Regions from separate parts of the Homo sapiens genome. Here region 2 is linked to region 1. The links are chromatin loops, found by intact Hi-C in ENCODE. Cell type or tissue: B cell. All regions are shown on one strand. Each heading gives the region's core, and the rest is flanking DNA. Links, peaks and the distances in the headings are about the cores only. Region 1 holds the start of LINC00887 (long intergenic non-protein coding RNA 887). Region 2 overlaps LOC102724877.

Evidence for each region. Hi-C counts contacts between places; a loop is a spot of excess contacts. Peaks named below come from ENCODE experiments on the same cell type or tissue, not always from the same donor. Only the 100,000 strongest peaks of a DNase experiment are listed, where the experiment ranks them.
Region 2: it touches region 1 in a loop (18-fold over the local background); 3 of 110 quality-filtered maps call a loop at or near these places.

The regions. Positions count from the first base shown.
Region 1 is chr3:194,301,058-194,313,264 of GRCh38, forward strand. LINC00887 (long intergenic non-protein coding RNA 887) reads right to left here and starts at 11,747. Exons shown (of 3, transcript NR_024480.1): 1 at 11,544-11,747; 2 at 4,700-4,970; 3 at 142-2,680. RefSeq lists enhancers at 5,855-6,094, 6,605-6,754, 8,308-8,357. In B cell, for the core only: no CTCF peak of the experiment used is centred there; DNase peaks (open chromatin) are centred at 4,624, 5,454, 5,814, 6,104 and 2 weaker places; H3K4me3 peaks cover 1,985 bases; H3K27ac peaks cover 1,906 bases; H3K27me3 peaks cover 522 bases.
Region 2 is chr3:194,099,471-194,111,677 of GRCh38, forward strand. It overlaps LOC102724877, which reads left to right. Exons shown (of 6, transcript XR_002959666.2): 5 at 9,385-9,511. Among named protein-coding and RNA genes, the nearest start is that of HES1, 31 kb to the right of the region's middle. RefSeq lists enhancers at 1,467-1,756, 4,649-4,738. In B cell, for the core only: no CTCF peak of the experiment used is centred there; DNase peaks (open chromatin) are centred at 1,621, 4,221, 4,981, 7,841 and 2 weaker places; H3K4me3 peaks cover 3,191 bases; H3K27ac peaks cover 2,793 bases.

The sequences.
Region 1 (12,207 bases), core at 1,439-9,438:
TCTTATTTCATTAGACATTTCTGAAGCCCATAAGATTTCTCCCCAGTGGGGTATGGCCCGCCTGCCCATTGCAGATGAACCAGTACGCTGGCATGTGAGCGGCCTCCACAGCTCATATGCGGCATGTATATAAAACCAGTGTTTAAGTCAACATCACTTTATTTTTTAAATGCTGGTTTTCAGTCTAATTCACAATTTTTTGGAAACTATAATATACTTGATGCTTTTACAGGCTCTCAACATTGATAATACTTGAATCATTGTGGGTGACCTTGGGCTTCTGGAGCTTTAAGGAACAAAGTTAAGTGACACATCCCGTTACAGAAAAAGGTATATTCTGTATATCCTATATTCTATATAACTATGGACTAGTCACCCTCCTTATTCTGATTAGCATTCAAAAGCATCACCACAATACCTCTCATACTCTTTTGACGCGGCATAGCACTGGATATATCTGTTCTGTTTCATTGTTGGACCTTTAGCAAACACTTACTGATTTCCTCCAACGTGCCACGTTCTGTGCTTTCTGTTCTTGAAGCCACATTCAGTAGAAGATACAAACATGGAACAAATAAAGATGGTATTATGTTGTTAAGTGTTAAATTAAAGAAATAAACAGAGAGCAAAAAGGAGGAAGGTACAAACTCTGCCCAGAAGAGGGAAGAGAAAGTAGGGAAGGCTTCCCTAAGGAGGAAGCATTGGGAATGGCTCCTTGCTTTTAGGGACCCTGTCTGGGACTGTAACCACAGCTTCCTGAATGGTCTCCAGCTCCCACACTTCAAGCAAGAGGATAAGTAAAGTTCTAACAGTGTGCTGGGGGACAGCCCTTACCACCACCACAGCCCGCCAGCCCACCCCCGCCAGGCCTGGAGCTCTTCAGCAGGAGTGGGGAATAGCCATTCTGATTAAAAGTGACAGCCAGACCTCTGCAAGATGTCAACAAGGACCCTCCAACAACTAGTAATAAAGGAACACATTCATTTACTAAGCACTGACATTTTGAAGGGTAAATTCTGGTGAACGACACCCACTCATCCCTCTGACTCCTACTCTTAGCTAATGACCCTGACAGTCAAGTTGCTTTTGTACCTGCTGTTCCTTCTGCCTAGAGCACCTTCCTCCTCTTTAAGGACAGGCAATATAGACACCAATTCATCCAGGAAGCCCTCCTGATAACCCCCAACTAAGGGAACGTCGACATCCACCACTTCATTCATTCAGCTAAAGCTTACTGAGCACACACCATGTGGCAGACACGAGGGACACAGTGGTGAACAAAACAGACAAAATATACTGCCCTCGCGGAGCTTATATTCTAGTGCATGGAAATGAACAATAAGCAAAATAAACAAGGGAAACACATAGTGTATTAAGATAGAGGAGAATCGGTGGGGGCGGCCCACCCTGGCAGGAAAGTATATTGATAACAGAATTTAGAATTGCTGGTGTGCGGGGCTCATAAAGAGCAAACCCACTTTGAGTTTATTTCACGATTATTTTCAAATTCTCTACAGATGACGCACCTCCTTAGGTCCTGCTCCCAGTCACCATTGAATCAGAATGCCACTGGATTAAAGAGTGACAGGTCAAAGGGAGGAAGCAGAGCAAGGATGGAGAAGGAGGAATGGGTGTTGAACGGGCTGCAATTTTAAATAGGATGGTTAGGGAGGGAGCCGTCACTAAGGTGACAACGTGAGTAAAGATCTTGGAGGGAGGCCGGGCGCGGTGGTTCACACCTGTAATCCCAGCGCTTAGGGAGGCCGAGGCGGGCGGATCACGAGGTCAGGAGATCAAGACCATCCTGGCCAACATGGTGAAACCCCGTCTCTACTGAAAATACAAAAAAAATGAGCTGGGTATGGTGGCTGGTGCGTGTAGTCCCAGCTACTCGGGAGGCTGAGGCAGGAGAATGACGTGAACCTGGGAGGCAGAGCTTGCAGTGAGCAGAGATTGCACCACTGCGCTCCAGCCTGGGCGACAGAGCGAGACTCCGTCTCAAAAAAAAAAGGTCTTGGAGGGAAAGAGTTCCAAGCAGAAGAAACAGTAAGTGCAAACATTGTGAGGCAGGAGAGAGTAAGCACAGAGGAGAGCAGTGAGAGAACCAGAGAGAACAGGGACATGGACCACATGGTCCTTTGGAATGAATGTGGCTGACAGAGTGAGACGGGAGGGAAAAGATGGGATCTGACTTACTTTTTGAAAGGATTACTCTGGAAGCTGTGTGCAGAAGAGTCTGAAGGCAGGGTTGGAACTTACTGGGAAATGACGAGAACAGGGAGAGCCAGCTAGGAGACTCACCGGACTCCAGCCAAGAGCCAAAGGTGGGTTGGACAAGGGGAGGGCAATAGTGGTGACGAGAAGTGTCTGATTTGGAAACGATGCCTCAGTCGAAGGGAGATAGGAACCTAAGAATCAAAGGGGACACAAAGGATTTTTGGACTCGCCATTGGCTGAGATGGGAAATCTGTGGGCAAGAAGGGGTCTGTGTGTGGGCGGGGTGGGCAGGAGCTCAGCTCAGGATGAAATGTCTGTTACCTGCCAAGCAGGATGTCTTAGAGGCAGTGGATTCTCAGCATACACAACTCTGAGAGTCAGCAGAGAAGTCTAATTTAAAGATGAGTGATGGAGAGTTCCAAGGATTGAGCCTTGATGTTCTTTGTCATTCCTTCGCAGGAATCTGAAGAGAAGATGGCAAAAGAGTCTGAGAGGCAGTGGCCAGAAGGAGAAGGAAAGCAGGTGGATGTGAAGAAAGTGTTCAACGTGGAGGGAGGAACCAGCCATGTCAAATGATGCTGACAGCCAGGCAAGATGAGGACCAAGAAATGTCCACTGCATTTAGCAAAATGAGGACATTGGTGACCTTGACAAGAACAGTGTCAGGGATGACAGTGTGATTGGGGTGGATTCAAGGGAGAATGGGAGGAGAGAATTTGGAGATGATGAGTCCAGACAATCATTTTGGAAGTGGTAAGAACTGGGGCCATTCTCCTGGGGGAGGAAGTGGGGTCAAGACAAGGTATCTTTACATGGGAGAGATGGCAACATGGTAGCATGCTGCTAGGAGAGACCCCATAGAGAGGGAAAGATTGATGGTGCAAGGGACAGAAGGGAGACACTGGAGCGATGTCCTTGAGCAGCCAGGAGGGCATGGGATGAATGTTGCAGGGGGAGGGGCTGGCCTGAGCCATGGCGTGAAAAGTTCATCCACAGAACAGGAGAGGGACAGACACAAAACGCGGGCATGCGGTGAGGCAGCGGGTGAGGTGGGGACAGATGCTCGTGAGCATCTCTTCTGATTGCTTTTATCTTCTTCGTGAAGTAGGAAGCTGAGGCATCACCCGAGAAGAAGGCTCAGCGAGTCCGTGTAAGGCAAGCGGGACTGTAAGCTCCATGAGGACAGGAACCTTGTCTCTTGTTCGCCATCGCCCCGCTGTGTGAGCACAGTGCTAGGGATGTACTAGGTGTTCAAAAGGCATATATTGGATGATGAGCTAATGAATGGCAAAATGGGCAGATTATCACAGTACCTGAAACCACAGGACCTCACCCTAAATGGGCACAGGCCAGATGCCCAGTGCTTTTTTTTTTTTTTTTTTTTTGAGATGTGGTCTCACTCTGTTGCTCAGCCTGGAGTGCAGTGGCGCAATCACCAACCACTGCAGCCTCGACTTCCTGGGTTCAGGCAATCCTCCCACCTCAGCTTCCTGAGCAGCTGGGACTACAGGTGTGCACCACCACACCCAGCTAATTTTTGTACTTTTTGTAGAGACAGGGCTTTGCCATGTTGCCCAGGCTGTTATCGAATTCCTGTGCTCAAGTGATCCACCCACCTCCACCTCCAAAAATGCTGGGATTACAGGCGTGAGCCACCATGCCTAGCCTGCCCGGTGCTATTCTGATTCATACACTTATATTTATAGCCATCAAATCTCAGGGCTTCCTTGGGTCCCTGGGCGACCTCTGGCCAGTCTCTTTCCTGCTCTTGCCTCTCTCACCGAGCTTAGAAGAGGCTAGGCTTAGGGCTTCTTGTAAAATGACCAGCTTTCTCTAATTGAAGACCAGGGTACCCTATCACATTTGTATCTATTCTTTGCTCTTTTTCTCTTTCCTAGTGACCCTCATGTTGTCATATTTGTTGCCAAGCTCACTAAGGAGGGCACCACGGGACCAGGGTTGTCACCTCTAGGCAGAGGGGAAGCTTGAAAATGACAACACATGGCCCTAGGATGTTCATAGGCACCATCACAATTCAACTGCTTCCTCAAGGCCCAGGGAATATTTTTCTTTGCAAACTACTAGTATTCTATCAGTATGACTAGTAGTTTAAATTGTTTGGAATCTTCTGGTCCAAGGCAGAGCTGTGGGGCTGTGGAGGCAAAGTCCTGCCTGAAATGGGACCCCCTGCAGGGTGCCTGAAGTCTAAGGGTCTGGGTCCTCAGCCACGGATCACACAGCCTGGAGCCTGTGAGTGGGGAGCCCCTGCCACACTTCCCTCAGCCAGAATCCTAAACCCGCAGGAGTCCCGGGGCTCTGCGACACTCTCTAGCCCAACTCTCTTCAACACCAAACCCCTTATGCATCTGTCAGATGGTCCTTCAACTTCTGGGTGAAGTGCCGGTTTAAAAGTGAACTGCCAGAGAAGCAGTCGCTCCAGATGTCTTCAAAGGCCAGTGTCTGTAACCCCATCTGTTCTTACCTCAAAGGCCAGGCTCCCATCCATCATGATGGGGAGAGGTGGGAAAGGGCTGGCTGGTCCTGTCAACTCCGATAAACAGGTGAAACACTGGCCAGGTGTTCCTGGAACTGGGATCTCCCCTTTTCTCTCCCATGCTGAGCTGCTTCTTGGAAACATTCGCAAGAGGGTGACAGTCTTCCCTCCAGATCCCTTCTTCGTCCCCAGGGCACCAGAATAGCAGCTGACAGCCCCAGCACAAGTCCTTGGATTCTTTGTCATGTTTAAGAGGAGGCTGGCGGGTGGAAGATGGGAGAGGAATCCAATTATTTAGTCAATAAACATGTATTGAGAAGCCAGTGTGTGCCCGGCACCCTTCAAGATGCTTGGGATATCTGAGTGAATGAAACCCACAGGATCTGCTGCCTGTGGGGCTTGCATTCTAGTGAGGGGAAAGGTCAGAGTTCAGGCAGAGTCTTCCTGACACAACGGGCTTCCCTTCCCCCAGGGCAAGAGGGATCCAGCCAGGCTCCTGCTGGGCCAGTGGATCAGTCCCCGATCCACTCCCAGAGCAAGCAGCCGCAGTCAGCAGAGACCCCACCCTCCAGATCTGCCAAGCACATCGGCTGACTCCAGCCCCCAGAGCCACAGAGCCACTCAGCAATCAAGGAGAGTAGCTCCCAGCCACGGTTGGTGGCAACCCCAGGGCCCGCTGTGGGGGATGCTGTGGGTCCACTCCCTGCCACCTGCTTCCTGCCTGTGTAGCCACAAGGGAAATACCACCTTCTGAGAAGGGGGAGCCTGTCACCCAGATAAGCAGGTTTTGTGGGCCGCTTCCACAGGAAAACATGCTTTCTAAGAAGCCAGTCTCCTTCCTCTCGTTGTTTTCCTGGCAAGCAGAAGCAGCGTGAACACCTGCAGATCGCAGCGAGATGAGGTGGATTAAAGTAAACTCTCCTTACTGTTAAAACGCCCAGCATCCCCTCAAATGCTGGGGGTGGCTTCCCAAATATAATCTTTTTAGAGAAAAAAAAATGCCCACATCTACCACTGTTTGCAAGCAATTCAGACAACTTAGGTGTGTCTTCTCCCTGTTGCGGGCAATGAAAAAGAGGCTGCTGACATCTGTTTCCTTTAAGAAACTTGTAAAAAAATCCTCATGCAGATGCGCACGGTTGCTTGGCTATGAGCAAAGCAGCATGCCGTTCCTGACCATCCATGGGCCCCTCCTAACCTGAGCACTTGCTGGGGCCAGAAGACCCCTGCCCCAGGAGCTGGCAAGGGGGTACATGGTTCGAGGGTGGGTTTCTAGCTCCTAGGGTGGACCTTTGACCCAACCAACTCCTAATCAGCAAAAGCCAAACGAGACAAAACCACTGTGGGGAAACTTCTCCCTTTTTAAGCCCCAGCTTGTATAAATTAATTCTTTGTATACAACCATGAAAGGAGATCTGAGGTGAAACACAAGTCACCCCAATGGTGTAATGAACTTTCTGAAGCTTAAAAAAAGTCATCAAAACACGGAGGCAGTTGGGTGAGACATTTCCTCCAATGCAAAATCAGTTTCTACATCAATGATTCTCAGAATGGGGTAAGGTGGCAGGGGAGAGAGTATAATGAGTTTAGTGGCTTTTTCAAACTACCTGTGTGCCACTCCCATCCTCAATTCTAGAGATTCTGGCACACGCCCCAGGAAGCCTCTCCTGACCGAGAACTCCCGTCATGGTGAGTTCTTCTTACTCAGTGGTTCTTAAAGATGAGCTTGCACCAGAAGCACCTGCAGGGCCCGGTAAAGCCCAAACCGCTTGTTCCCACCCCCAGTTTCTGATTCAGTAATCCTGGGGTGGGGTCCAGAATTTGCATTTCTAACAAGTTCCTAGGCGATGCTGTTGCTGGTACCAGGGACTGCACCAAAAATCCTCCAGGTGTTTTGAGGCAGAAGATAATTAAGAACAACTGGGTTGAAAAGAAATTATTTGCTGTGTATTGCAAAAGAACAAAATCAAACCTCTTTGTAGCACCTCTTGATGCTGATGGCATGGCGGTACACTGAAGTATTGTGGGGGAAATGGCTGAGACCCCAAGGCTAGAGATAAACACATGACCCAGATTGTAGCTCCATCCCCCCCACTTGCAGATCTCGGACAGGCCAGAGAGTCCCCGCTGTGAGATAAAGTTTGGGGTTGTCAGCTGCTCATTTAGCTAGAGCACCGATGAAAGGAGAATAGGGCATGGATTCCATCTCCACATGGGTCAGGAAGCTTGTCCTGTCCTGTGGCTGTGGGCAGTGGCTTATCAGGGGTCGATCCTCAGGCCACTGAGCAGAAGAATGCAAGGGCAGCCACCCCTCACCAATGAGGCTACTCAGTGCCCACGCTCGACCCACCCCAGCTATGGCAGAAACTTTCCACCCAGAAGGAAAGGCCCCATTATTAGAATTCAGAAGGGACTTTGTGGCAACCAAACTTACAGCGTATATGCCAACGTCATGCCACACCCCAAAGGTCAGTGATGGTGCCAGTCATGATCTAGAAAGAAACTGGGCCTGCGGTTCCAGGGAAGAAAACCCACAGTCTGGGAAAAGTAGAATTTGAGAATTAACTTTGATTTCCTATTAATTCTTATCCCACATGGGATTACACTGTCTGGTAATTATAAGTGTGGGGTGGGGAAATCGATTCCTGTACTTCCTCCATAGAAGGGAACTTGTTTGTCAGAACTTCCAGGGCCTAGCACAGCCCTGGAACACACTAGGTCCTCAGTTAATGATAAATCTTTTACAGTCAGTGCCTCCCAGAGGGGAGAAAATACCATCAAAAGTCAGGACTTTGGGAGCCTGGGAACCTAGTGTTCATCTTAGAGAAGCTCAATGCCGTCTAGCACGGAATTCTGCAGCCGTGGAGCAAAGATTCCTTCCCCTAATTCTGTTGGCTTGCCTGGCTCTGCTCCTGAATATTTAATTGGAGTAATTAAGCCTATCACCAACAGGCTGTCAGTCCCAGCATTCAAAAACTCTCCTGTTGTTCTTCCAAAGAGTTAATGATCTTCAGGCCTTGAAAAGATCCTGCATTTTTGGCTGGTTATCAAAATCAACTAGAGAAGAGCTGATTTCAGGATGCTGACAGCCTTGCTCTCTTGCTCTGTGGTGGGGGCTGTGCTGGGCTAGGGGAAGAGGACTTGCATTCATACCCACAGACATTCCCACACACACACACATACGTGCACATCAACACCAACACCAAAACTTAGGTGTTCACTGATTTCATGAGGCGATTCATTTTCTGCTGGGTGGGGTGGGGTAGTGGTGTGGTGCAGCGTTAATGATTCCTGAGACATGTCCTGTCTTGTATGTTTATACCTCTGCAGTTAGCCTTTCTTCTTTTTTGCCCCCGATCCTACTCAAAGTACCCTTAAGTATGGAATGCATGATGAACAGGCCAGATGATTCTATCAGTTCTCTTGGAGTTTCCTATATTCTATTCTACCCCTCAAGATCACTTTCACTTCCCAGACTAGTCATTACGATGCCCTAAATGCTGGTTAAGGGTCATGACAAAAAAAAAAAAAATCCAGCTGAAAACTACTTGGCCATTTTGCATAAAACTGGGGTCAACCCACTGGTCTGTTGTATCACTTGACAGGAGCCCCTTAGGAAATCTCTTTTAGAGCTCAAAAGCCAGGTGAATTTTATCTCTCCTAAGAAATCCACTTACTTTTCCCTGTTTTATTTTTGTCTTGGCTGCCAAGAGCCTCAGAGTTAAATTTAATAACAGTTTTAGGTTTTGTATATTTACTTCCCTCCTTCTTCCTGTGGTCCTGAAAATAAGATAACTATTTTAATAATCTTACTGAATGTATTTTCTTTGTTGTAAGGCATGCAATTTTTTTTTCTTTTTTAGAAAACACAAGCTATCAATGATCTTAGTGTAAAATAAGTGCAGGATCCTGCACTCAGAGGGAAAGCCAATTGCATACAGAATGATGATTCCCTATAAACAAAAATTCCTGAATAAGATTAAGAGGGTCATAGTGGGCCACAAGCTGACAGTGCAACAGTAACCCTGTGCAGGGAAGCGGGTGGTCCCTAAGAGACCAGGCTTCTGAGTGTATGCTATCTTATTTCAGCCCTCCATGAAGCTTCGTGGTTTAGCTTTACAATGGCCCCTAGAGAAGATCTTACTAAGAGCTGTAGAAAAAGGTTGCGTTGTGCTTAACTGCAATCCTTTCACATGTGAGAGCAAGCTAACATACATCCGTTAGACACCTACTGTTTTCAGAATCCTGCCAGAGGAGCAGTAGGTCTTTTTCCTCAGTGGTTTTCTCCCACCCACAGTCACCAGTGTAGATAGAAGCCCTTGGAACCACGTTCCGCAGCAGCACAACAGGTGGGGCTTGGGAAGACAGTGCATCTCCTGCTAGCCAGGCTGCCCAGACCCTGGGGTGAGTGTCCAAGTAGGTCTTGGACTACCCTCTTCCCCCAGCTTTTAGAAAATTCTCACCCAATTGGACTGCTGTGAGGGGGACCTGATCTGAACCCTCAAACTCCTGCTCTGCAAAGCCTAGATCAGACAGAGGCCCAGCCTCAAAAGCACCTCACTGTTCAGGCCACACAGGCAAGCTCCCGGAAGCTGGGCATGGAGCACTGCCACACGGTATGGTCCTAATTCTCCTGTCTCATCCTCCGCAGCCTTTGCTCCTGGAGCGGCTGTGTTGGGTGTTCTGGCACCAGTGGCCACACGAGCCATGCTGGCCCCTTTCCCTGACATTTTTTAAATATAAATTTTTAAATGTGTCTTTGAGATGAAAGCAGGAATGCCAAAAGTAGGCCGACGCTTTCTTGTGTTCAATTACAGCCCTGGGGAGTACCCCACACAAGGAACTGCTCAGAGCTCCAGCCAAGATGAAATCTGCTTTTCCAATAAGCACTTCAAATGGCAGGGGATGTTGTTGGCTGGCTTCAGCAACTGGGAGGCCAACAGTTAATAGGGCTGGGCACAGAGGCAGGGCTGCCCGCCATCAGGGGAAATCTGAAGCTGCCTTTCACAGCAGCTTTCACCGCAACTGAAGTTACAAGACACTTTTCTGGCTCCCCCAAGCCAGTGGCATGAACCCACCTTTGGACTTCATTGAAAAGAACTTCCAAGATTTAATCTTCCAAGATTAAAGATTTTGATATCCAATGTATGGAGAATTAATTACTCTCTATACAGTTTTTCTTCATTATTTTCTCAGGCCAAATTCCTTTACAGTAAGTGTTAGGCATGTCCAAATTATTTTATTGGACTGGAATTTTGTTGGTTTGAATATAGGCCATGCCAGAAATGCTGATAAAATGAAATGAGGATACTGATGGTGGTGGTGAGGATGGATGGATGGATGCGTGGATCGATGGATAGATGGATGGATGGATGCATGCATGGATGGATGGATGGATGGATGCATGGATGGATGGATGCATGGATGGATGGATGGATGCATGCATGGAAGAATGGATGGATAGATGGATGGATGGATGGATGGATAGATGGATGCATGGATGGATGCATGGATGGATGGATGGATGCATGGATAGATGGATGGATACATAGATTGGCTGGTAGTAGAAGTAGTGGCAGTGTTATAAGCTAAGTAGGGAAAGGTCTAACAGCTCCATTTCCCAAACCTGGAAGCTGAAATTCCACAAAGCAAATGACTGGCCCAAGCTTACCACAGGTGAGCCTGACGTAGAACCCAAGCCTTCTAAGTTATGCACTCCTCAAGACACCAACTTGTACTTCAGTAATCTGTGTCACGCTGTGACTGCATATCCATGTCCTGCCCTGGCACAGAGCTTTCCAGACTCAGTCACAGTCATAGGTGCATTTTGCCTGGTTTAGTTACTAAGTATTGGCCAATTATCAAGTCATGAAGGGAATCGTCACCAGGACTCGGGATTCCAGCTTCATTCTTGAATCCCTAAAGCCATTCCTGGATTTGAACACATATTTCCTGACCCGTTAGGTAGAAGAAGAAGCACCAGGGTAAACAGCAGCGATTTCCAAATTGCGGTGTGGATAAAGGATTTGTTAAAATACGTATTCCTGGGCCTCATTTCCCTGCCAGGTTCTGAATGAGGAGGTCTGAAGCAGGTGCAGGAAATACAGGTTCAATAGCAAAACACTTAACCTCTTTGAAGTCTCAGTCCAAATGTCACCTGTGTAAGGTTTATCCTGACCACTCTATCTAAAATTGCAACACACATACAACCTCGTCACTCCCCAGCACCTCACCCTGCTCTCCTTTTCCCCCTAGTGCTCTCACCTGTTAGATATTGACTTGTTTCTTTTTAATTTTTTTTTTTTTGAGACAGGGTCTCTCTCTGTCGCCCAGGCTGGAGTGCAGTGGCACAATTACGGCTCACTGCAGTGTCAACCTCCTGGGCTAAGACAATCCTCCTACCTCAGGCTCTCAAGCAGTTGGGGCTACAGGTGCACCACCACACTCAGCTAATTTTTGTATATTTTGGTAGAGATGTGGTTTCACCATGTTGCCCAGGCTGGTCTCGAACTCCTGGGCTCAAGTGATCCTTCCACCTCAGACTCCCAAAGTGTTGGGATTACAAGCATGAGCCACAGCACCCGGCTGACTTATTGCTTATACTTGTTTGTTCTTGGCCTCCTTTGGCCAGGACCTGTCTTCCTCATTGCTGAATCCCATGAGCCTGGAGCCATGCCTAGGTCAGTAACTCCCTGTTGAAAACAACAGAGACTGAAGGAAGAAGTAACTATAATTAATGCAGGTGGTTCGAGATGCACACTTGGAGAAACACTGCTCCAAGAGCATGAAGTTGGCACCAGCCTGACGGGGGTTGGGTCCCAGCTCTACCCACCTGCTGTGTGACTTCAGACAATTTCAGCCTCCTGCGCATCAGTTCTCTCTCATCTGTGAAATGGAGACAATCCTTCTATCTTAGGGCTGCAACACAAGGATCCAGTAATATAACCAGGCACAGAGCAGGACGCTGCAGCGATACTCCCTCCCTTATCTTCTGGGTGGAATTTTGCAAGCAACGGTGTCTGAGCAGAAAATGAATCTGAAGCCTCCCAGGGGGGAGGGAGCACATTCTGTTTCTCATCAGGCGGAGAGGCGGGGAGGAAGAGTGAATGGAGGTCACCCATCGAGGGGAGTGTATAAGTCATCCCTGCCGGCTACCTCTGCAGCTCACAGGACACACGTTCACCTCCCTCCCTCCCTCCTTCCCTTCCCACCAGCAGAAATGAACAAGCAGTTTCTCTGAGTAAACAGATGATAAATCACTGGCTAGAATCAGTACTCCCGCCAAAGCAGCATCATTGGAGATCTCAGGCAGAGCAAGCGCACGTGCTTGGGGACTGCAATTTGGGTTTAGAGGCAGCCCTGCCAGGCCTGCACACTGCCGGGTGAGCATTCCTCCCCAAACAGCCCAGCCCGCTTCCCCGGGGCTCTTGGAGTAAGTCCCGCAGACTCTTGCCAGCCCCACCTGGAAGGACTTAAGCTCCAGCGTGGGGGATGCG
Region 2 (12,207 bases), core at 1,337-9,336, 200 kb before region 1:
GAGTTGGTGCACATTTCCTGTGCTCTCTTCCCTGGCCGCAGCAACAGCCAGGAAAGAGAACAGCTCCCGTGTTGAGAAGGTGGCATCGTCAGATGGTACAGCACCCTTCGGATTGGCAGCCATCAGCACATCCCTCTGCCGAAGAGCTGTCCAGAGGATGTAACATCAGTGAGAGACAAATGCCTGTTGCCTCCAGCCACTGAGATTCTGAGGTTGTTTGTTACCACAGCATTACCTAACCTATTCTAATACAAGACAAGATGTATGCGGGACCCTTAGCATGGCTCCGATACATAGTAAGTACTTGATAAATATGCCATGACTGAAGAAATAGTCAAACAAATCTGTGAACAAATGAATAGACTAGTAAATATGTCCAAACTGGAGCTGTGCTCCCTCAGGAAGGTCTGGACAAGTCTCCTGGCACCTTCGAGGTGAATGTAAATGCCTTATTCATGTGCCACTGGTGGCCATGTTACACCTGAACAGTAGGGATGGCTGTCCTTTATGACTTTTCTCCCTGCTTATCCAGGAATGCAATGTCACCCATGCAAGCCCCACACTTCTCCCTGGACTCCACCTCTCCCTGCCACCTGTAACTGAGGATTCCGGGAGTTGGGGCTCTCGGTTCTGGTGTGTTTGCCATCAGGAGAGTCACACTCCCAGCAAAGTGATGCTGGAGGATCCCTTGAGCCTCCCCACCACCCACCGCCCACAAGGCACGGTCCAGAGAGAAGGGGCTGGGGAGCGGGAATCAGAGGCAACTAGTTGCTGTTCTTCTCCAGTCCTGGAAACTGAGGGGCCTTCACAGGAAGCTACTTCACACAACTCAGACCCATCCAGTTGAAAATAGACAGGCCTCAGCCCAGAAGGGAGCTGAAAACGGCCATGAGCAACCCCTGTAGAGTGCACAGGGGTTTGTAGCTTTACCATGTATTGTTTTCATATCCAGTGCCTGCTGTGGTCCCAACAGCAACTCGATGAAGTTGCCTGGATTGGAATCATGATTGCCCCATTTTACAAAAAAAAGAAACTAAGGCTGGGATAGGGAGATGAATTCTTCAAGACACTCCGTAGTGTCTAGAGGAGCTGGACTCAGTCATTGCTATCAGGAGCTGGCCTGAGTCTTCCCTCTGCCCACCGAAGGAGGGGCTGACAGCCCTTTTTTTATTTTTTCACATCAAGGACATCCTTTTTCTTCTGGCAGATACCTACTGCTTGATGAAGCAGGCGTATGGTGTGTTCACCAACAATCTTTAAAGACTGCTCCCCATAACTATAAAAGCAATAAAAAGGAGAGAGAGGGAGGAAGGAGAGAAACCAACACATCACCCAGGGGAAGAAGGGAGAGAGAAAAGCCTTCTTCTGAAGGACTAAGGTCCTGGCCCCACTGCAATGCGGGGTGTGTGCATCAGAGGTAGCCAGCAGCAAGGCACCGGGCATGTGATCAGAGTCACTGCTGAGTGGACCTGAGGCCAGAGCTGGGAACTAGCAAGGGCCAAGTCCAAAAGCAAAGGCGAAATGGAGCTGGGAGAGTAAGCGCCAGGTCAGGTGGTGGGGAGGAGGATGCTGAGGACAGGTCCGGAAAGCCTGGGGGTGCCGGAGTCCCCATTCTGTGGTGTTTTTGCAGGTTTGAGGACAGGTGTGGTGGCCACAGGGGACCTGCAGGGCGAGGTGTAGTTTCCTCTTCTGGCCGATGAAGTGGTTGACCCTGGGTTTCTCTGCTTGCCCCCAGCTCTGACGTTGAGATGGTTTTTCATGAACCGAAAGCTTTTCGATTCTCAATCTCTAGACCACTGAGAGCTGTGTCACATCCAGACTCAGAGCTAACCAGCAAGCACAGGAGATACCACTGCGCTCTCCCCTTCATACCTCACGACCCAACCAGGAGAGCAGTTCATGCCTGCCGTACCGATGGGGAAACTGAGGCTTTAAGAGGCGAAGGTACTTCCCTAAGTACCACAACTAGGAAGTGGAGAAATTTGAATGCACTCCTAGCTGACTGCAAACTTCAGGTTATTTCTACTGCATGAAGCTGCTTCCTAAGTTCAGAGTAAAGATCCACCCAGGGTCACAGTCCCCTGGGGCCATTTTTCAGAAAGTTGGCCACCTACATCAATGAACTAAAAAGGAGCAGTGATAAGGCTCCATCTCTTTCCTTTCCTTTGCCCAAAGAGAATGAGCACTCATACCAACAGCAGTAGTGCAGAAAGCCATTTGCCCCCGTGTCCTTTACAGAGACAAACAGATAACCCTTATTTGCAAGCTGGGTAAAATATTAACTCAGCACCCAAGGGCGCTGTCCAATACAAGCAAGACAAAGTCCTTGGCTTTAGTTTGGGAGCTCAGAACTAAGCATCCACCCTCAGGCTGTCCTCCCACACCCCCAGGTGCAGGGTCCCCTTCCCTCACCATTACAGCATTGCAAGAAGGCAGCACAATGCCTCCGCAGCCTGGAGAAGCAAGGGAGAGCACAGTCCTCACATCCAACTAAAGGTTCCCTAAGGTGCAGGGCTGTGTTTGCACCCTCTGCCTGCTCAGACAGCCATTCCAGGAAGTGATTTTGCTTCTGCATGTACTCCTATGGGTGCCACCCACCCTCACTTTTGGTCTCACCCACTGTGACCCGGCAGAGACTCCACATCATGATGGCTTTCAAGAGGTACAGCTCCCACTCTCCTGGCTGGCTCAGGAAGGGAGTGGCCTCTCCCAGATGTACCAAAGTGCCTTTTCTCTGGGCCCTCAGTGGCATCTCCACTGCTGTTGTCTGCCCATTGGCTGAGCACCACATGCTCCAAGCCTGTGTCCACCACTGCTGTGGACACGCTCAGGCAGCCAGAGGGGAGCAGGCAGTGACAGATCTCAGATGGTGCTGGACGAGGGCTCTGGCCATCTCTTATTTTCTCAGTCCCTATAGGGGCCAACTCGCCTTCCCAACTGGTTGAAAAAAAAAATGACCTACCTGGAAATCAACTTCCCCTCCTTAACTCGAAGTGATGTTAAAATCTTAGGAAGTAGGACATTGCTGCTGGCAGTAAACCTCCCCCACCAGAGCACATGAAGAATAAAAACAAACAAACAAACAAAAGTCTTAGGTGGTTGGCAGTGTAAGCACAGCAGTGACTTTTGGACGGACGGCTCCAACCACAGGACTGAAACCTAAAATGACCCAGGCAATCAGCCCCAAATAAACGAAGCAGGCAGCAAAGACCTCTCAGGTCTGTACTTACTAGTCACGTTATGAGGCCACCTGGAAATAGTAGCCACCCCAATCCCTCCACCCCATACCTCAGAGCCTTTGTTTATGTTGTTCTCTGTCTAGAAGGACCTTCTCTACCTCATTCATTCCTACATAAGCTCAGTGCCACCACCTCAGTGAAGCCTCCCTTAACCTACACAGCCCTGAACTTCACAATCACAGTTACTTGTTTTTTTCTCTAATCATCCCCTAATTTAAGCGTGGCTATTGGACAGCACTTGCCATGTTTTACTATACTTAGCTCTTTTAAACATCAGATTTCTAGAATAGTTCAAATTATTTCTAAGGAGAGAATATATTTTGCAAACCCCAAACCTGTCTTGTAGCCATTCGGCAAAGTTTGTTGAATAAATTAGCCAGTGTCTGGATAAAATACCTTTATAATTATAAACTACTTGATCCTCAAAGCATCCCTCCAATAGAAAAGGACAACTGTTACTATCCCCATTTAACAGATGACATGCATATGACAGGCTGACGCTCATTCACTCAACTTAGGTTAAATGTGTGCAAATTTCCAGTGTAGCAAAGTGTTTCTCGATGTGCACACGAATTTCCTGGGGAGCTTGGAAAGATTCAGACTGATTCAGCAGCTCTGGTATGGGGCCTGAGATTCTGCATTTCAAACATACCCCCAGGTGACATTATACTGCTGGTGCTGGGGCCACATTGCCAGTCTCACCTACCTAACAGGGTGGCCGAGAGGAAGAAAAGATCCAATTAGTATAGTGAGTACGTAGCAGGAACTGGTGTCTCTGAAACCATAGGAAAGAGGATGGATAGACAGCTTTATATCCACTTCACAGAGGTGAAAACTGAGGGCCTGAGAGACAAAGCGACTCCTCCAAGATCTAATGCACCCTCTGATACCGGTTCAGTACTGTCTAGACTGCCATCTACTGCTCTGCATGTCAGGGGGATTCCCAGATGAAGGTACCACATCCTGTCCTCAGCAAGGTGATGAGGGTGACACACCTGCACCTGCAGGGACTATAATACAAAGTTGAGCGAGAGAAAAGCCAAAAGTCCAGAAGCGGGTGAGCACGTGCCAGCCAGATCTTACGTAAATCCGTGCCACATCTTTTGTTCCCTACCCATGGCTCAATTAGACTGGAGATGGGGGTCTTCTTCTATCAACCCAATCCCTTTAAAAAAAAAAAAAAAGAAAGATAAAAAATAGTAGCTTTAGGATTTTTCTTTTAAGCACTGAACCTCTTCAGTGGAAAGTGCTGCCCTTCCGACCTGTTGATGTAATTGCCATAATTGAAGATTCCAGGCTCCCATGTGAGTGGACAGGGCCCCATTCATCCATCGGGTCAGCGAAGTGTAAACCTGCTGAGTCCTTCAGATGCCCTGGCCGCAACCGCCCCCCACAGCCCCCTCCAGCCCTGCAGCCTGGGCTCCCCGCAACGCCAGGGCAGCCAGGCCCAGGCCAGTCCCTCCTGCGATCTGGGAACGGTGCCTAATTAAGGGGTCTGTTCTCATCTCCATGGGGCCGACTTAACGCCTTCTGACAGTAATGAGAGCCACACGTGTGGGGGTGGGGGGTGGGAAAGACGGCCCACCTGCTGTCTTAGCACCCTATTAAACAGCAAGTCTAACACACACACACACTCACACACACACACACACACAGGCACACATTGCAGGCCTGCAGTAACCACCATCAAATCTTTAAAGCTACAAGGAGCTGCTCCAATTCTGAAAGAGGAAGGAACCAAAGAGAAGAAATAAACTGCCCAAGGGCACACAGTGAGTCACTGTCACTGGGACCCAGGTGTCCTGTTGCACCTCACAGCACAGACTTCCCCTGTGGAGGGTGGGACCCTCCACTGCAGCCCCAGGGGAGCACATATGAGTGTTGGGGCTGAGGAGGAGGCAGTCTTGACTACTCTGGAGCAGCCAGTTGCAGAGGGCCAGCCACAGCAGAGCAGAAAGGAGCTCTGAGAACAGATTCCTCCAGGGGCTTCTGTCTCCAGGACACCCTTTGGTACAAGACAAAGCAAACCTCAGAGGGGAACACTCAACTGCTGCTGGTGGATCCACATCTAATCCTTCTGACATCCAAAAGGAGCTAGTCTTGGTTTCCTTCTCGTGCATGCTTTGTGTCCCTGTCTAACCTCCTACCAGTGTCCTGTCCCCACAGTCCTCAGTCCCAGCCCCCTCTCCTGTCCGCTTCCCATGAGCAGCTTAACTAGCTGCTCTGTGCCGATTCTCTTCTGTTTTCCCAACGGAGGAACTTTGCACAGTGCTGGGCACATGGTGAGTACTCAGTAAATATTTAGTAAATATAATAAAAGTCAATTGATGTTAGCTCCAGCTCTAAGACATGTTAGTTCATTGTGTTAATCATAATTTTGTTTATAGGCGGGGCCAGAGAAGCCTCCTGAGATGCAGGTGTAGCAAAAATGCTGAAAATAACGTGGACCAAATCTCTGCAATACTGGCCCATTAATAAAGATGGTGAATGAAAGGAATGGAATATTTCAGTTATGTCCAATTCCAGTTCTAATTCCAATGGCACAGTGATGAATCCCAAAAAAGAAGCCAACATATCCTGGATACTAACGATCTAATCTGGATATGCAGACTCCTTCCAGAAGCTCCGTCACTGGCATCTCTGCTACCATCTTCCCTCTTTGGACTTCCCAATCCTCTCTGCACACTAGCGCTCAGCACGGTGGATCTCTCTACTTGTATTATGTCACACCCTTGCTCAAAAGCCTTCAGTGGTTTCCCCTGCATAAAATCTGCACCACCCGGCTCTCAGGGACCTTGTGGGTCTGGTTTGGCCTCAGCTCAACACCGCAGTTTTCCACTTCTCTCCAGAGCAACTGCTTCCCTCCGCTTTGGTCAAACTGGTTTCCTTACCCAACTCAGACAGCATACAATAGGGAGTGGGAGTAACGATAAAATTTGTAGCCAAAAAAGTCAGGTGTGAGTCTCAGATTCACCATCGGATCTCTCTGAGTCTAGTTCCTCAAGGGTAAAATGGAGATGATAATTATGTTCACTTTGTAGAGTCGGCATGAGGATTTTGTGATGTAATGGATGTTAAAGGACTTTACAAACTGTAAAGGGCCGAAGGACAGTTGTTCATCTCTAGCCATGGATTATTCCCAACTCCAGCATTGTCTTTGATCTCACGACTCACTTTCCCTTGCCCTTCTCCATATCTTACACCCACTCAAACCCAACTCCAGCCCTGCCACCCGTAGAAAGCCGTACCTGATCCCTCCAGTTCTCACTGATCCTGGCTTTTAAAGTCATGCCCATAAAGCATCTTGATTTGCTCACTGTATCTTACGCATGTCCGCCTTAGAACTCCAAGTTTATGATTATTTACCTACAGATGATATAAACATTCAGGTTGCTTACAATGAAAAAGTAAGTACATCTATAATAGCAAAGGTCAAGATAAAAAAGTGAAAAATCAGAAATGTCATTTTTTTTGCTAAGGTGTATTAGCTTGCTAGAGCTGCCATTCCAAAACACCATAGACTAGGTGGCTTAAACAACAGAAATGGATTTTCTCACAGTTCTGGAGGCTGGAAGGCCAAGATCAGGGTGCCAGCATGGTGGGCTTCTGGTAAGGGCTTTCTCCCTGGCTTGTAGACAGCCGACTTGACTTCTAGTTATGGCCTCACATGGCAGAGAGAGAGAGTGTGTGTGTGGGCAAGATGTCTAATTTCTCTTCTTTCTTCTTATAAAGGTGCTAATCCCATCATGAAGGCACCACCCTTAGGAATTCATCTAAACCTAATTACCTCCCAAAGGCCTCATCTCTAAATACTGTCACATTCAGGGTTCGGGTTTCAACATATGAATTTAGGGAGGGGCACAATTCAGTCTGTTGCAGGGAAAAAAAGGACAATTATGTCCCCTTTTAAGGGACTGGTTAAGTGGCTACTGCAGCTAAGTATCCTTGGAGGATAATCTTCATTTCCTCTTCTTCACATTTCTATACAGGGGAGACTTGCTCTCCCCAGAATATGAAGTAGGAGGGTTGGAGTGAGCCTTTCCCCTCTCTCTCCCTTTGGGGAGAAGGAATAACTAATGGGTGACCCGTAGGTGTTCACGGAGTAAGGGGCACCAGGAGACAGTCACTGCCTTTTGCTCCTTTGGGCTCCTCAGAGCAGAGCAGACACCTGCTTTCCAGCCTCTCTTGACTTCTGTGATAAGCCGCCTGCTCGGGGAATTGCCCCTCTCTGCCACCCACCACCACTACCAAACAGGATGGTCACTATTCTCCTGCTGCTTCTACTCCACTGGTTTTCTAGAAACAGGCCCATAATCTTTCCCTTGTAGTAGCTTGAAAAAGTGGACTCACAGTCTGCATGGCAGAACATGCCGATCCCAAAGCCTAGCTCAGGGAGGAAGTATGAGATCCCACCCCCTCTCCCAATACAGTGGTTAGAAGAGAGCCCTGACATTTTGGAAGCTTACTTGCCATCTGATATGGTTTGGCTGTGTCCCCACCAAAATCTCATCTTGAATTGTAGTTTCCATAATCCCCACATGTCATGGGAGGACCTGGTGGGAGGTAATTGAGTCATGGGGGCAGTTTCCACCATGCTGTTCTCATGACAGTGACTGAGTCCTCATGAGAGCTTATGATTTTATAAGGGGCTTCCCCCTTCACCTGGCACTCATTCTCCCTCCTGCCGCCCTGTGGAAAGATGCCTTCCACCATGATTTTGAGTTTCCTGAGGTCTCTCAGCCATGCAGAACTGTGAATAAATTAAACCTCTTTTCTTTATTTCTATTTTTAATTTTTTTTTTTTTTTTTTTTTTTTTTTGAGACGGAGTCTCGCTCTGTCGCCCAGGCTGCAGTGCAGTGGCAAAATCTCAGCTCACTGCAACCTCCGCCTCCAAGGTTCAAGTGATTCTCCTGCCTCAGCCTCCCGAGTAGCTGGGATTCCAGGTGCCCACCACCATGCCCGGCTAATTTTTGTATTTTTAGTAGAGACAGGGTTTCGCCATGTTGGCCAGGCTGGTCTCGAACTCCTGACCTCAGGTGATCGACCCGACTTGACCTCCCAAAGTGCTGGGATTACAGGCATGAGCCACCATGCCCGGCCCCTCTTTTCTTTATAAATGACCCAGTCTCAGACATCTCTTCATAGCAGTGTGAGAACAGACTAATACACCATCAATCCAGCTGATGCTCTGAAGTGCCTTTGGCCAATGGTCTTGAGCCTATTCTCAGTCACCCCTAAAGGGAAGGAGAGATGGCTTTAGACAATCCAGCAAGCACCAGTGTGAACTATGAGCTTCTTGATAGCCAAATATCACTGACAAAAAGTGGAAATATGGCTAACATGAAAGAGAAAGAAGACTATGGCCTGATAGAAGGGATGTTGAGTAACATAGTGAATGGGGTCCTCAAGGATGGCTTAGCAGAAGACATCAAGATGGCCAGCTTTTGTAATAGTGTGTAATAAAAACTAAGGGCAAGGTATTTGTTATTCAGTGTGAGAGATCTGGATTAATACCATTCAAACCTCTTGCTTTCTGCTGACCCAATCAGATATAAGGAAAAGGCTTAATTCATTGTCTCAATCATGTTCGGGGCAGGAAAGAAATATCAGACAATTTAAAATTAACCTTGTACACGACCATAACCATGAGAATAAAAACTCTTGTGACTCTTTGGAAAGTAATTTTACAATATTTATTGAGAGTCTTAATTATGCCCTTCTCCTTAACTAGAAATTCCAATTCTGTAAATTTATCCTAAGAAAAATAAAATGTTAAAAGTTTAGATTGTTAAATACATTAGGAAAATCATGGTACATAAATGATGAAAAATTATGCGGTCATTTGAAATGAAACTTATGAGGAATTTATGTTGCTGTAATGTTATATGACAAAAGCATGTAATAAGTTATATACAATGTATATATTGTACATACAGTGATCATAATCATGTAAAATCATAAAGAAAAGTTAGAAAAAGGGCAAATAATGAGAGTAGTTATCTTCTTTCACCTTATCTGTATTTGTCTATTTTTTTCCAGTAAGCATACATTATTTAGAATTGAAAATAAAATAAACTATAATTATATATATCATATATCTTATATATCATATATATGATATATATATATCTCTTCATACTTTAGATACCAGCCTGGAAGACAACGGAGCTGTCATTCTGTTAAAAAATTAAGAGAAGTACGCAGAACCTGCCTTTTTCTAAATGAGAAGCTTTGGAAGCGACTGGACACTTTTGGCCATTGCAGTCCACAGGTAGCCTCTCTGGGGGCAATAGACAGACTTTTTCACTTCTTGTATTTACTCCCCAAATGCTTGATTACATAGCTTGTCACCTGTCAGGGGGGCCAGCTAGCTAGTTGCTGGGTTGAGTGGTTAATCCAATGATTTGTATAGCTGGCTCACTAAGGAAATCATAGGTACTCAATATATAGCTACTGAACAATTCAATGAATGATTGAATTAGTTATCATTTAACCTATTGGCTGGGAAGTGCTGAAAGAATTCAAACCCTCTTAATATGCTTCAAGTCCAGCCTGCACTCTCTACCTTCAGGGATCCCTGCTGGGCCACTTGGCCCTTGCTCCTTTCTCCAGCAGAAATCATCCCCCCTGTACCCCTTTCTCCACTCCCACATTCCCTTATGGCCTGGTACAGACCACTGCTGTATTATCTGAGTCATTAGCATAGCCCTGATGCCATTTGTTTATTTGTCTGACTTCCTCACTTGACTCTGAGCTCTCTGCAACAAGGTTTTGCATGTTGTTCAATTTAAAAAATCTGCCTCTAAGGTTATAAGCAGAGCCCAGGACATATCTATTCAACATGACATTTCATAGGGGTTCAGCAAATGTTTGCAAACAAACAAAAAAGGAATGCAGGACAAGGATATTTTGAGTACCAATGAGCCATCCAGCCCTGAGCTAGGTTCAGTCTCTGAAGGCATGAAGAAGGAACCACAGGAGAATTAACATAACTCTCACCACGCTTCATTGCAATCCATCGTTTACTTGTTTCTTTTCACCTGTAGATTATAAATGTCATGAAGACAGGGGCTGTGTCTGTCTTATTCACCTAACTAACCACAGCAACTCACACCATGCCATGGAAGGCACTCAAAAATTTTATGTTGAAGCGATAAGTGGATGGCAAAGGCACCCCAATTTTCAGGATTGATTTCCTCCAACTGTAATTAGTCACTGAGCAAAACAGCCCAGGCTGGAGTGCAGTGGTAGGATTATGGCTCACTGCAGCCTCGACATCCTGGACTTAAGTGATCCTCTCATCACAACCTCTGGAATAGCTGCAACTACAGGTGTGTACCACCACGACTAGTTAATTTATATTTATTTATTTATTTATTTATTTATTTATTTATTTATTTATTGAGAGAGACAGAGATCTCATTTTGTTGCTCAGATTGGTCTCAAACTCCTAGCTTCAAGCAATCCTCCTACCTCGGCCTCCCAAAGAGCTAGGTGTGAGCCACTGTGCCTGGCCCTCTTGCTTTCTTATTGAGAGCCAAGTATAGTTGGAGACTGGTGGAGGTTTTCTCTCCCCAGCAGAAGGTTACCTGGAGACTTTGGCAAGAGCCACAGCAGTTCCTAAAAGGAAAAGAAACCTCAAAGGAGAATGTTAATCTCCCCGATCAGGTAAATGAGCAACAACAGGTAACAAATAATTCACCCCAGTGATCCCTCAGAATTGCATGCCTGTCTTTAAATCTCCTTATACAAGCTGACTTCCTTAGAAAAAGCAGGTAAAATCAGAAAGCAAGAAAGCAAGGAAGGAAGGGAAGGGAAGGGGAAGGGAAGGGAAGGGAAGGGAAGGGAACGGAAGGGAAGGGAAGGGGAGGGAAGGGAAGGGGAGGGAAGGGTACGGAAGGGAAGGGAAGGGAAAAGAGAGAGTCCTTAAATTCTTGAGACAAATTGCAGTGGTAGGATTATGGCTCTATCTTGACATTTTGCAAAACTACATCCGAGCCTATCCTTTGCTCAGCTCTACGTCAGCCAAAGCCTCAGTTATAAATAAATTCACAAATATACGGAACGCTGGGCCTCGCCCCAAGGCCAACGTTCCTCGTTCATGTGTGCATTCACCAGCTCCAGCTCTCCCTGGAAACATCCTTTTCTATGTAACAGCCTAAATCATCCTAAAGAGGACATTCTCCAACATTAGCATACCTAACAATCAACACGGAGATTTCCAGGACCTGTTCCAGAAACACGGATTCAGTAGGTTTAGGGTGGAAGTTTGGAATCTGCCTTTTAACCAACTCCCTGCTATGGACTGAATTGTTTCACCCCAAAATTCATATATTGAAGCCCTCACCCCTAATGTGATGGCATTTGAAGATGGGGCCTTTGGGAGGTCATTATGTTTAGATGAGGTCGTGAGGAAGGGAGCCCCATGATGGATGGGATTAGTGCCCTCATAAGAAGACATGCCAGAGAGCTCTCTCTACTCTCAAGTACCCAGGAAAGGCCATAACAAGACACAGCCAGAAGACAGCTATCTGCAAGCCAGGAAGCGCCCTCACCAAACAGACACGGACCCTGCTAGCACCTTGCTCTTGGGCATTCAGCCTCCAGAATTGGGAGACGATCAATTCCTGCTGTGAAGGTATTTTATTAAGGCAGCCAAAGCTGACTGAGATACTTCCCCGATCACTGTGATGTCCAGTGCCGAGGGCCTATGCTTTGAAAATCAATATTCTAGTCTTAGGCCAAAACTCTCCTCCCTGCTTCCCCAGCCACTCCTTGAGCTTTCTTCTTCCTCATGGCCCTCTCGGCCATCTGGACAGGCTTCTTCCTGGATACAAGTCACATGAATGTCACTGACCTGTGACTTTGTCTTTGTTTCCTGAGTGCATCACACAGTACATGGCCTACGGCAGGCATTCAGAAAATATTGATTTCATGAATGAATAGGTGAATGAATGAGTGAGCAAA